Linked DNA regions of Homo sapiens: region 2 is linked to region 1. The links are chromatin loops, found by intact Hi-C in ENCODE. Cell type or tissue: CD4-positive, alpha-beta T cell. All regions are shown on one strand. Each heading gives the region's core, and the rest is flanking DNA. Links, peaks and the distances in the headings are about the cores only.

The links. A loop is a pair of places that touch in the nucleus more often than their neighbours do. Peaks named below come from ENCODE experiments on the same cell type or tissue, not always from the same donor. Only the 100,000 strongest peaks of a DNase experiment are listed, where the experiment ranks them.
Region 2: it touches region 1 in a loop (7-fold over the local background); 15 of 110 quality-filtered maps call a loop at or near these places.

Annotation. Positions count from the first base shown.
Region 1 is chr3:12,132,061-12,137,437 of GRCh38, reverse strand. The region is part of intron 1 of SYN2 (synapsin II); the gene reads right to left. Among named protein-coding and RNA genes, the nearest start is that of TIMP4, 24 kb to the left of the region's middle. RefSeq lists a silencer at 2,055-2,349. In CD4-positive, alpha-beta T cell, for the core only: CTCF peaks have their summits at 2,028 and 2,231 (motif pointing left); a DNase peak (open chromatin) is centred at 2,217.
Region 2 is chr3:12,889,115-12,894,491 of GRCh38, reverse strand. The region is part of intron 4 of LOC105376956 (a long non-coding RNA gene); the gene reads right to left. Among named protein-coding and RNA genes, the nearest start is that of LINC02022, 6.6 kb to the right of the region's middle. In CD4-positive, alpha-beta T cell, for the core only: a CTCF peak has its summit at 2,327; a DNase peak (open chromatin) is centred at 2,351; H3K27me3 peaks cover 473 bases.

The DNA.
Region 1 (5,377 bases), core at 130-5,129:
AACAGACACAGTTACGGTTTTTACTAATATTCCCAAACTGTCCCCCACCCAAGAAAAAGATGATACCACTCTTACCAGCATTTGAAAGTCTGGGAAAACTACTCTACTTCCCTTAGTTTTCCCACACAGTCCCTTGCATAAGATAGGAACAGATAAGATGCCCAGTACGGACTTTTTTTTTTTTTTTTTTGAGACAGGATCTTGCTCTGTTGCGCGGGCTAGAGTGCAGTGGTGCAATCATAGCTCACTGTAGCCTCGACTGCCTGAGCTCCAGTGATCCTCCTGCCTCAGCCTCCAGAGTAACTGGAACTACAGGCACATGCCACCACGCCAGGCTAATTTTTAAATTTTTTTTGTACAGACAAGGTTTCACTATGTTGTCCAGGCTGTTCTTGAACCCCTGGGCTCAAGCAATCCTCCTGCCTTGGACTCTGAAAGTGCTGGGATGATAGGAGTGAGTCACCATGCCCCACCAATATGAACTTTCTGATTGGCAGTCTTGTCACATAAATCTAAATTCATCCCCTTGTGCTCAATCCTAAACAGAACCCAACATGTACATCCTTGAAACACAGACTAAAAATATCTGTAGTGCCTGTGTTGTCAATTTCCCCCTATTGTAACATTTTTCTTAACAAGCCTAGCAGCTGAGGATCTATGTAAGTTTAATGGCTTGCAGCTTCCTTGATGGACCAGGTAATGAACCATCTCCCCTTATTGCTAAAATGAGCAGAAGCTTCTAGATTTAACTCTTGTTACTCAAGGAAGTGAATACCTTCATCAATTCCCATCCACCTAACAACTAGGGCTTGTGAGGCTGAGGAATATGATTTCAGAGACTTCTCTCCTAACGCCCCCACAAAACTTGGCCCAACCCAGGCAAGCCTAGCTTAAATACGCCCTCTTTTATGCATTGGATAATGGAGAAAGAGTTCTAGAAATAGAAGCCAGGGAAGCTAGGTTCAGGCCTACTTCTACCACTTTTCAGCTGTGTGACTTTGGGCAAATAATGCGTCTCTGAGTCTTAGTTGTGTCATTTATAAAATAGGGCTAATGGTGATCTTAATAGTGAACACCTGTGATGTACTAGGCACTATTCTAAGTGTTTTATGTATTTTACCTCATTTAATAATGTTTGGCTCACAGGTGGTTGTGAAGATTTAATGAAATCAGATGACATGAAAGTTTTGGAAATGCTGAAATTTATGCAAATATGAAGCACTGTTAGCAAAAAGCAGCAAACATTTATGCTATTTTAATATGACTACAGCCAACATGGCTTCTTCCTTTTCTGAACTTTCATCACATTTATTGTCTGCTCATGATATTTGGCTCACAGCATCATCATCTGATACCACCTTTCAAAGTCGGTTGTCTAATAATCAGACACTGCTCCCCCACCTACGCCTCAGACCACTAGATTATGTAACAATGCTTCAGAGCAGGGATGATCCATATGTGAGTCTTGGATTTTTCAGAAAATTTTTGATTTTAAATACTGATTATGTCTTATTGTTTGATTATATGCTCTAGGCCTGTACAAATATAATCATTATATCCATAAATTTCCAAATCCTTCACAGAGCTGTGACTTAGTGGCCTCACAATCAGGACTTGCTTATTGACTGGGATGTTAGGAGTGGTGGTTTGGGCTGGACCACTGGAGAAAACCAGAAGACAGCACCCTCAGGACAGAGCCTATTTCTGCAGGCCCTGCCATCTTCTTCTCACATGTGTCAATCCTGAGGGTCAAGTTCTTTCCTTCCTCTCCTCCTCCACATGAAAATCTGTTTTCAATCTCTGTCTATATTGGAGCTAATGGACCTGAAAGAGCCTAGAGTATAAATCCTCCCAGGATGACTGGAATTTGCATAAGGATCAAATCTCAGGCTAGAAGATGACAGCACTGAAGATGGATTCACATACTCCAGAAGGCATTTAGGGAGGAAAAGACTTCCCAGAGCTCTGTAAACAGTCCAGCACCTAGTAAATATCTAGCACTGGTCTAGACATTTACCTTTAACAAGGTGCTAGTTTCTAGCTCTTACTGACTCTGACTCAGGCCTTGTTCTTTCAACCAAACATCTGAAGGCTTCAAGAAGTTAGAAAATAAACTAGAAATAGTAGGAGATTCCTATTTCCCCACCTACACTGTTAGGGTAAAAATCATGCCTTCCTGTCCTGGTGCAAGTTTGTGAGCGCCGGCCGCCACCCACTGGCAAGATGAGTACTGCAGCTGATTGCAGTCACAGCTCACCACTCACTGCACTGGCTGAATAGCCACAGACTCTACTGGCACAGGGGTATCCCTCCAGCTGCTTATTTGCTGCTCTGAAAAACCATACCCAAACATTAACTGTCTCTTCTAACAAGTATGCATCCACTTCCCTCCCTCAAAGAAGCTGGATAGCTGGCTTTTGCAACTTGTAGAAAGAAACGCCGTGGTTTGTCACTAAATTCAGCAAAAATTTACTGAGCATCCAGTGGTAGGTGCTGGAACTATAAAAATTGGCAACCATTAGTGATAACAAAGTACAGAAAGCAGAGTCTACAAAAGGACGCCAATATCTACATGGGGGTCACTGCTAAGTTCCCACTCAACTCTTCAGATTTACATCTAGCACTCACATTTCTACCTTTTAATCTTTTCCTTTAAAAAAAAATTTAAGCACACAACTAAAACAATAATAAAAGTTTCATATAGTCCAGGAGGATGTACAGTGGAAAGCAAGTTTCCTCTACCTCATAAGTCAGTGGAGAGACAGAAACAAAAATAAAAGATTATAATTCAGGGTATCAACTGCAGTAGACATACAAGCACAGCATTATGGGAACCCAAAGGAGGGAGCCATTCTCCCTGCCTGGAGAAGTCCATGAATGCTCCAAAGAGACTGAACTGAGTCTTAAAGAATGAGTAGGAATTAGCCACATAGGAAGGAAGATGCAGAATTGAAATGTAAGGGCAAACGCACAGAAGCTTGGGTGAGGCTCTGGGCACTACAGGGGCCCAGCACACTGCTGGCTGAACAGTGAAGACCAGAGGTTCCCAAGGCAGGGAAGTGGCAGAGCAAAGGGCTTTAAATGTCAGGTGGAGTCTCTGGAACTTGAGGGCTAATCTCCAAATGATTTTTTACAACTTTTCACTGCAGAAATATCCACAATAATCATCAACATTTTACCAATCTTTTTCATCTATTACCCTCACTGTTTTTGTTGTTGAGACTACGGTTTGAGTATTTTAAAGTAAGTCCCAAACATCATGTCATTTATCCTGTCAATTTTTAAGCATTCTGTTAATGACTGTTATTTTTATGATTTACAGTGGCAAAACAGACATAACAACATTTTCCATTTTAACCACTTTTACGTATACACTTCAATGGTATTCACAATGTCGTGCAACCACCACCACTATCTATTTTTCAAAACTTTTCATCATCCCAAACAAAAACTCTGTAGCCAATAAGCAATAAGTGCCCATTCCCCTCTCCCCTCAGTCCCAGGTAATCTCTAATCTACTTCATCTGTATTAATTTGCCAATATTCTAGGATAATGACTTTTAAAATATAAGTGCCATGCCATTGTCTCACCAAACAAAATTAATTTTATTAACATCTTTACTGAGTCTGTATTCAAGTTTTCCCAACTGTCTCAGAAAATACTGAAAGATTTTAAGCAGAGAGATCATACAGTCAGATATGCCTAAGATCTGAGAGGCTGCTTTCTCTGGAATGTGGAGAAGACTGAAGGGAATGAATCAGTGCTTAAGATCATTTCAGAAGCCAGTGTAGTAATTAGACTTCAGAATTTTCTATTTTACTGGCACTTGGCAGGCCAATACCTATTGCACAGCATTCACCTGACAATTCAATTAATCACTTGATTGATTAGGTCTAGGAGCTTAGTAGCTAGCTGGGAAATGACAACGACATTTAAAAAATCAGATTTAATGAAATGACATAACACTTTATAGAACTCCCACTGTAGATGTTCTGGAACAGAGACATAAATAAGACCTCAAACAGTCAGGCTTTACATTGAAGGGGTTCTCAACTCAAATTTGGATTTGTTATCTAATTTATGGACCATAAAACTTTCAGTACCTGGAGAAATTTCTGTTATGGATCATTGGTTTGGTTCAGAATAAGAAACAAAGAACAGGAAGACATGAATACTTTCCCAGATAAAGGCAACATTCTGTGGCTGGTCCTTGATATTAATTCACTGATTAAATTGTTATATCAAATGCTCTGCAAGTAAGGCACTTCTTAGATAGAGAGCAAGCTGCATGGTGTCTTAGTTAACATTCATATAAATGATGTGGAAGAGAGTGCATGGGGAAATTGCCAAGGTTACAGATGGCATTCAGCTCTTCCAGGGATTAAAATGCCAAGATGATTAGGGGTAAACTGAAAGAAGATGTGGACGTGGGCAGAAAAGTGGCAGAGGAGTTTTAATGTGCCTAAGTGTAAGAAAACACATTCAGGGGAAATAATCTTATCAGAGGATCATGAACTGGAATGCTCAACTACAATCTGGTAAAGGAACCTGGAATGACAGAAAATTGTTTCCTGAAGACAGTCCTGTGAGCTGTAACAGGCAAAAACCAAAAAGATAGAATGAAAGGTAAAAAAATGTTAGTTATCACTAGAAAGCTTATGGAAACCCAACATAAAGGGCTACTCATGCCCTAACCCCATCTTGTACAAGCTGTAATGCTTTCCTATTTATGATACAGCATATTAGGTCCACTTATCTGGACAAAAGTGACATGATGAAAGTAGAAATGGTCCAGAGAAAAACAGAACAAAATGAAATGACTCTGATTTTAGTAAAGCTAAAATAATGAGTCGTCTTCAGTCTGTAAAGATACAAAGGCAACACATGGGTGTGGAGGAGGAGGGAAAGAAAAAACAAACACTGAGTGACCCTACACAAATCAAATCACTCATCTCAGATCACCCAAATTAATCCTCACAATATGCCTCTTACAAGAATGTCATCTTAATGTTACTGGTTTTATAGAAAAATGAGGCTCAGATGAATTAACTGACTTGCTTAAAGGTAGCAGTTAGAAGGTGGCAGAGCTAGTCAAATTAAATTCCAACTCTTTTGATGATCAAGTTTAGAGACCATATACTTCCTTAGGTGAGGACTCTGCTCTACTCATTTTGTGTTACCAAAGCCTGTCCTACTGTTTGACACATGAAATGTTTATAGAGTTACTGAACACAGCTAGATATCTGAAGGTTAATATCAGAGGACAGCTGAGTGCTATGGCATGTGCCTGCAGTCCAAACTACCTGGGAGGCTGAGGCTGGAGGATCACTTGAGCCCAGGAGTTCGAGTGCAGCCTGGCCAACATGGTGAAACCCT
Region 2 (5,377 bases), core at 317-5,316, 760 kb before region 1:
GCTCACTACCTCAAATCACGTATAATTGAGTATGTGGCCAACTGTTCTTCCACCGTCCCTCCATACATATTTCTCAGTCACCTAGTTTACATCTCTGAAGTGCTTCCCAAACGGTACTGTCAGTGTTGCTTGGTGCCCCACGTGGAAAGTGTCATCGGTCACACACCTCTAGGGAACGATGCATTGCACGCAGTTCAATGCGTTTCTTTCTGCTGGACCTTTTAGAGCCTTTGGAAAAGATGGTGTGCATATATGAATAAATCTCTGAACAACAGCCTGTGCACTCTACAGAATACAGTTTAGTAACAGTGTGTGTGTGTGTAAATGCTATTCTTTTTCCCTTAATCCACTGTGATGAGGCAGTGGAAGACTCGACAATTTATAACGTCTGCATAACATTCCACCTTACGGATGTCCCATAACGTGTTGCCATGCAGACAGTGTTGTGTTGGCAAACAAGGAACAAACGGAAAGAAATAATCGAGTTTCTGGCAGAGTTGGTGATTCTGGCGAGGACTGGAGCCTGGAGAGGGGGACACCATGGTTCGACCACAATGCTGAGTCCCTGGGATGACCATGGACCCCGTTTTGGTGCTGCTGGAGGCCAGGTATCCCCTGAGATGCCTCTTAGCTCAGTGCATTCAGTTCAGTGCCCACTTTTCAAGAGACCCCATCTCACCGCTCAGCCCAGAGCAGGCCTGTGATAAAGACCTGGCGGCTGCTGCTTGTAGGCATGGGGTGAAGATCACCCACCCTCATTTCTAACGTGGAGCTTCAGGACTTTCAAGGCCCTCAGGGAAAGCTTTTCTTGTCTATTATTCCTAACCACACCCCACCCCCACCTCCACAGTAAAGTGTTCCAATTAAATCTGATACGTAGGACCTGAAGCACTTTGTCATTTTCTATGTAGTTAATAGGGAAGAACACATTCTAAAATGAAAATACCAGAGGATAATACCTGAATTGGAATCTCTTCTCACACCCTCTGAGAACTTTTCAAAGAACAAGGAGGGGCCACATGCTGTGACTCACCCCTGTAATCCCAGCCTGAGCAACATAGTGAGACCTCCATCTCTACAATATCAAAACATTAACCAGGCATGGTGGTGCCTGCCTGTGTTCCCAGCTACTCTGGAGGCTGAGGTAGGAGGATTGCTTTAACCAGTGAGGTCAAGGCTACATGAGCCATGATCACCCCACTGCACTCCAGCCTGGGCCACAGCGCAAGACCAAGTCTCCAAAGCAAAGAAACAGTCACCTATAGCTGTCAGACCTACACTGTGTTTGGGAAAGAGCAAGAACCACAAAATTCACTTAAAGGTCAGTGGGAAAATCAACATCTTAGAGCAGCAGAGTTGATGTAGAATCACTTGCCGGTGAGATGCAGGGGCAGGGGGGTACACAGCGGGAGAGGGTGGGGAGTCCCTGTGGAGGTTGTGCGTGGGGTGCAGGGGTTGGGGGGGTGCACAGTGGGAGAGGGTGGAGAGTCTCTGTGGAGGTTGTGGGTGGGGTACAGGGGGGTACACAGTGGGAGAGGGTGGGGGTCCCTGTGGAGGTTGTGGGTGGGGTGAAGGGGTGGGGGGGTGCACAATGGGAGAGGGTGGAGGGTCCCTGTGGAGGTTGTCAGGGGGGTACAGGGGTGGGGGTTGCACAGCAGGAGAGGGTGGGGAGTCCCTGTGGAGGTTGTGGGGGGGTGCAGGGGCAGGGGAGGATGCACAGTGGGAGGGGATTGAGGGGGTCCTCATGGAGGTTCTGGGTAGGGTGCAAGGGCAGGGGGCTGCACAGATGGACGGGGTGGGGAGTCCCCATGGAGGTCCTGGGTGGGATGCAGGGGCAGGGGGGCATGTGTAGCTGGAGGAGGTGAGGGTCCCCTTGGAGGTCCTGGGTGGGGTGGGGGGGGTGCACAGCTGGAGGGGATAGAAGGTCCCTGTGGAGGTCCTGGGGGGGGTGCAGGGGTGGGGGGTACACAGCGGAAAGGAATGAGGGGGTCCCCGTGGAGGTCCTGGGTGGGTGCCAGGGGCAGCCAGTGGGGGATGCACAGCCGGAGGAAATGGGTGGTCCCTGTGGAGGCGCGATGCACAGAGCAGGAGGAGGGAGCCGCCCTGAGAGGAGAAAGGCAGCCTGCTAAGCAAGAGCTACAGGAAGCACTTGGACAGGCCATCGGGCCAGAAGCACCTCGCAAGGGTGTCCGGGAGCTTTGGTGATGAAGGGCAAGAAAGAAGCAGCTAAGAGGGGGGCCTCATCACAGAGATGCTGTCAAAGATTCACCAAGCCCACCTAAAAGTATCTTTTATTACGGGAACTGCAATTCACCTTAGCAGCGCAAGAGGGCATGATTGCACTACCAAACCCAGAAAAGCACCCACGCATTCAAAAAACTGGAAGAGAAGGAAGAGAAAGGGAAAGGCAGTCAGCCGATCCGCTGCTGCACTGTTAGCAGGTGAGAGTCGGGTGATTTTATTGCAGCTGACAGTGCTCAATGATAGCACAAGGCCAGTTAGGAAAAGCGGGCACCGTGGGCATTAGCAGAAGTCACTATTACCAAGGCAGCCCTTGTGATGGCTCATTTTAGCAGTCAGCTTGACTAGGCTAAGGGATGTCCAGGGAGCAGGGAGAACGTGATTTCTCGTGTTTCTGTGGGGGGGTTCTGGAAGAGATGAGCACTTGACCCAGTGGACTGACTGAGGGCCACCCGCGCCAGTGTGAGCAAGCCTGCTTCAATCTGCTGAGGCCCAGATACAACCAACAGGAGGAAGGAGGGGAAATTTGTTCTATGCTTGACCTGGGACATCCACCTTCTCCTGCCCTTGCGTATGAGAACTCCAGGTTCTTGGGCCTCTGGACCCCATGTCTTAAACCAGAAGCCCCCAGGTTCTCAGGCCTGTGGCCTGGGACTGAGAGGGACACCACCAGCTGTTCTGGTTCTTAGGCCTTTGGACTCGAACTGAATTGCACCATGGGCTTTCCGGTTTTCCAGCTTGCCACTGGCATATCCTGGGGCTTCCTGGCCTCCTGAAGGGCATGAACCAATCAATTCCCACAATAAATCCCCTCATGAGTGTGTGAGTGTGTGTGTTTGTCCTATTTGTTCAGTTTTCTCTGGAGAACACTGACTAATACAGCTCCAGAACAAAAATAAAGCCTTCCTAAATACAGAAAAAAAAAAATAACCAAGCCAAAAAGGGAGAGTGGAACAGACCAGTCTTCAGAATGAAAGCCACACGAGGACGCCATACTCCACATAGTGAATTCACAACGGCAAACAACCTTCCAGAACAAACCAAAGACACCAGCTACATCAAAATGCAAGTATACCTAGCTCCCCTGCTAAGAGAAAGGTCTTTGAAGACCTTGTATCCATAAGCTACCGCCACCCTAGTTCTCTGGCAACCCCAAAGTGTGCAGGAAACAAGCACTGATTTCTCAGCCCCCATCTGCAGATGCACGGGGTTCCCCTGGTCTAGAACTGGGTCAGTCTGAGCCATAGGGGGTCTAGGACTGCTCCACATATCCCTCATTCTCCTGACCCCACCGGTCGAGGCCTGTCCTGGTCATGGCAATAGGCTGGAGTGCAGGAGCATGAGCCTGGCCCCAAGCACATAGCACACCTTTGCTCACGCCAGGTGCACCACAATCCCATTGACCACTTTGCTCCATGCCCAGCCCAGCGTCAGAGGGTGGAGAAGTGTTCCCTGCCATAAAGTGAGTCATAGCTAGGGTATAGACTACAAATACATTCCATCTACCCCAGACCACAAAGCAAAACCCACCAACTCTCTGCCAATACTCTAGAGGGACACCTAAGACAAAAATTCAGAAAGGCTAAAGGCTACCCATAAAGACGTGCATGGAGGGGTACAAGCTATGAAGCCAAATTAGACGAGGAAGCAAGTTACAGTCTTGATGTGTGACAGGGTAGAAATCAGCCTTAAAAACAATGCATGAGAAAGTGACTTGATAATGCTAGAAGCTGCAATTCCCAATGTAGACATGACAGGAGTATCTATGCACCACATAAAACAGCAGTCTTCAAAAAACGGAAACTGCAGGATAGGTAGGAATAAAAAAACACATTCATAAAGGTTAACATTGCCACTCTGAATCCAAGACAGGTTAAGAGGCCAAAATGAAATTATCTAGAAGCCTTCAGTTTCTCATGGATATGATACCAAGCATTGCGCTTCAATAACAGAGAAAACACCTTTCCAACCTCCCTTGAAACGTTTATGGAAACTTGCCACATATTAAGACACAAAGGAAACTTCAGTAATTCCACAAAGCAGAGAGAATCTAAACATATTCTCTAATCACAGTACAGTAAAACTAGAAATTAAAGACTCAAAAATTCCCTACTGGAAATGTTACTAACTCTATTAAATTACTCTTGGGTCAGAGGACAAATACAAACCACAACCATAGAATTTGTTCAAAATGGTAACACCTTGTATCAGAATCCATGATGCAATTAAAGCAATGAGGCAAAGAAAATTACATCCAAAATGAAAAAGAAACATCAAATGCAAAATTAGGAAAAGATTAAAGTAAACAAAGGAGAAACAGTTGCAAAATAACAAGCAAGGCTGGGTGTGGCAGCTAATGCCTGTAATCTCAGCACTTTGAGAGGCTGAGGCAGGCACACTGCTTTGAGACCAGGAGTTCGAGACCAGCTTGGCCAACATGGTGAAACCCCATCTCTGCTAAAACTACAAAAATTAGCCGGGCATGGTGGCTCACACCTGTGATCCCAGCTACTTGGGAAGCTGAGGCAGGAGAATCGATTGAACCTGGGAGGTGGAGGTTGCAGTGAGCTGAGATAGCACCACTGCACTTCAGCCTGGGAGACAGAGTGAGACTCCTCCTCAAAAAAAAAAAAAAAAAAAAAAAAAATCAGAACAAAGAAATAGTAAAGCTTATGAACAAAAAGCTGGTCTTGGAAAAGAAAAAAGAAAGTAGACAAACCTCTAGCTAACCAAATCAAGGTGACAAGAAAACGAAACACCAAAAATGAGAAACCAACACAGGACTGAATATTGAAGTGGAAAAAATGTTTAGAGTGATGATACTTTGAACGACTTTATGCAAATAAATTTGAAATGAATAATTAGCCAAAAGTGACTCAGGAGAAAAAGAAATCTTAAACAAATTCCCATGAGAGAAATAGAAAATGTAATTAACGGCTTAACTAGCCCATTTTGTTTCACAGGGAATTCTTCTGACCTTCACAACCAGATAATCTCACTGTTACAACTGTTTCTGATCACAGCAAAGGAAGGAAAACTTCCCAATGCTTTTTCTTGTCTTTTCTTTTTTGAGACGGAGATTCACTCGTCACCCAGGCTGGAGTGCAATGGTGCCATCTCAGCTCACCGCAACCTC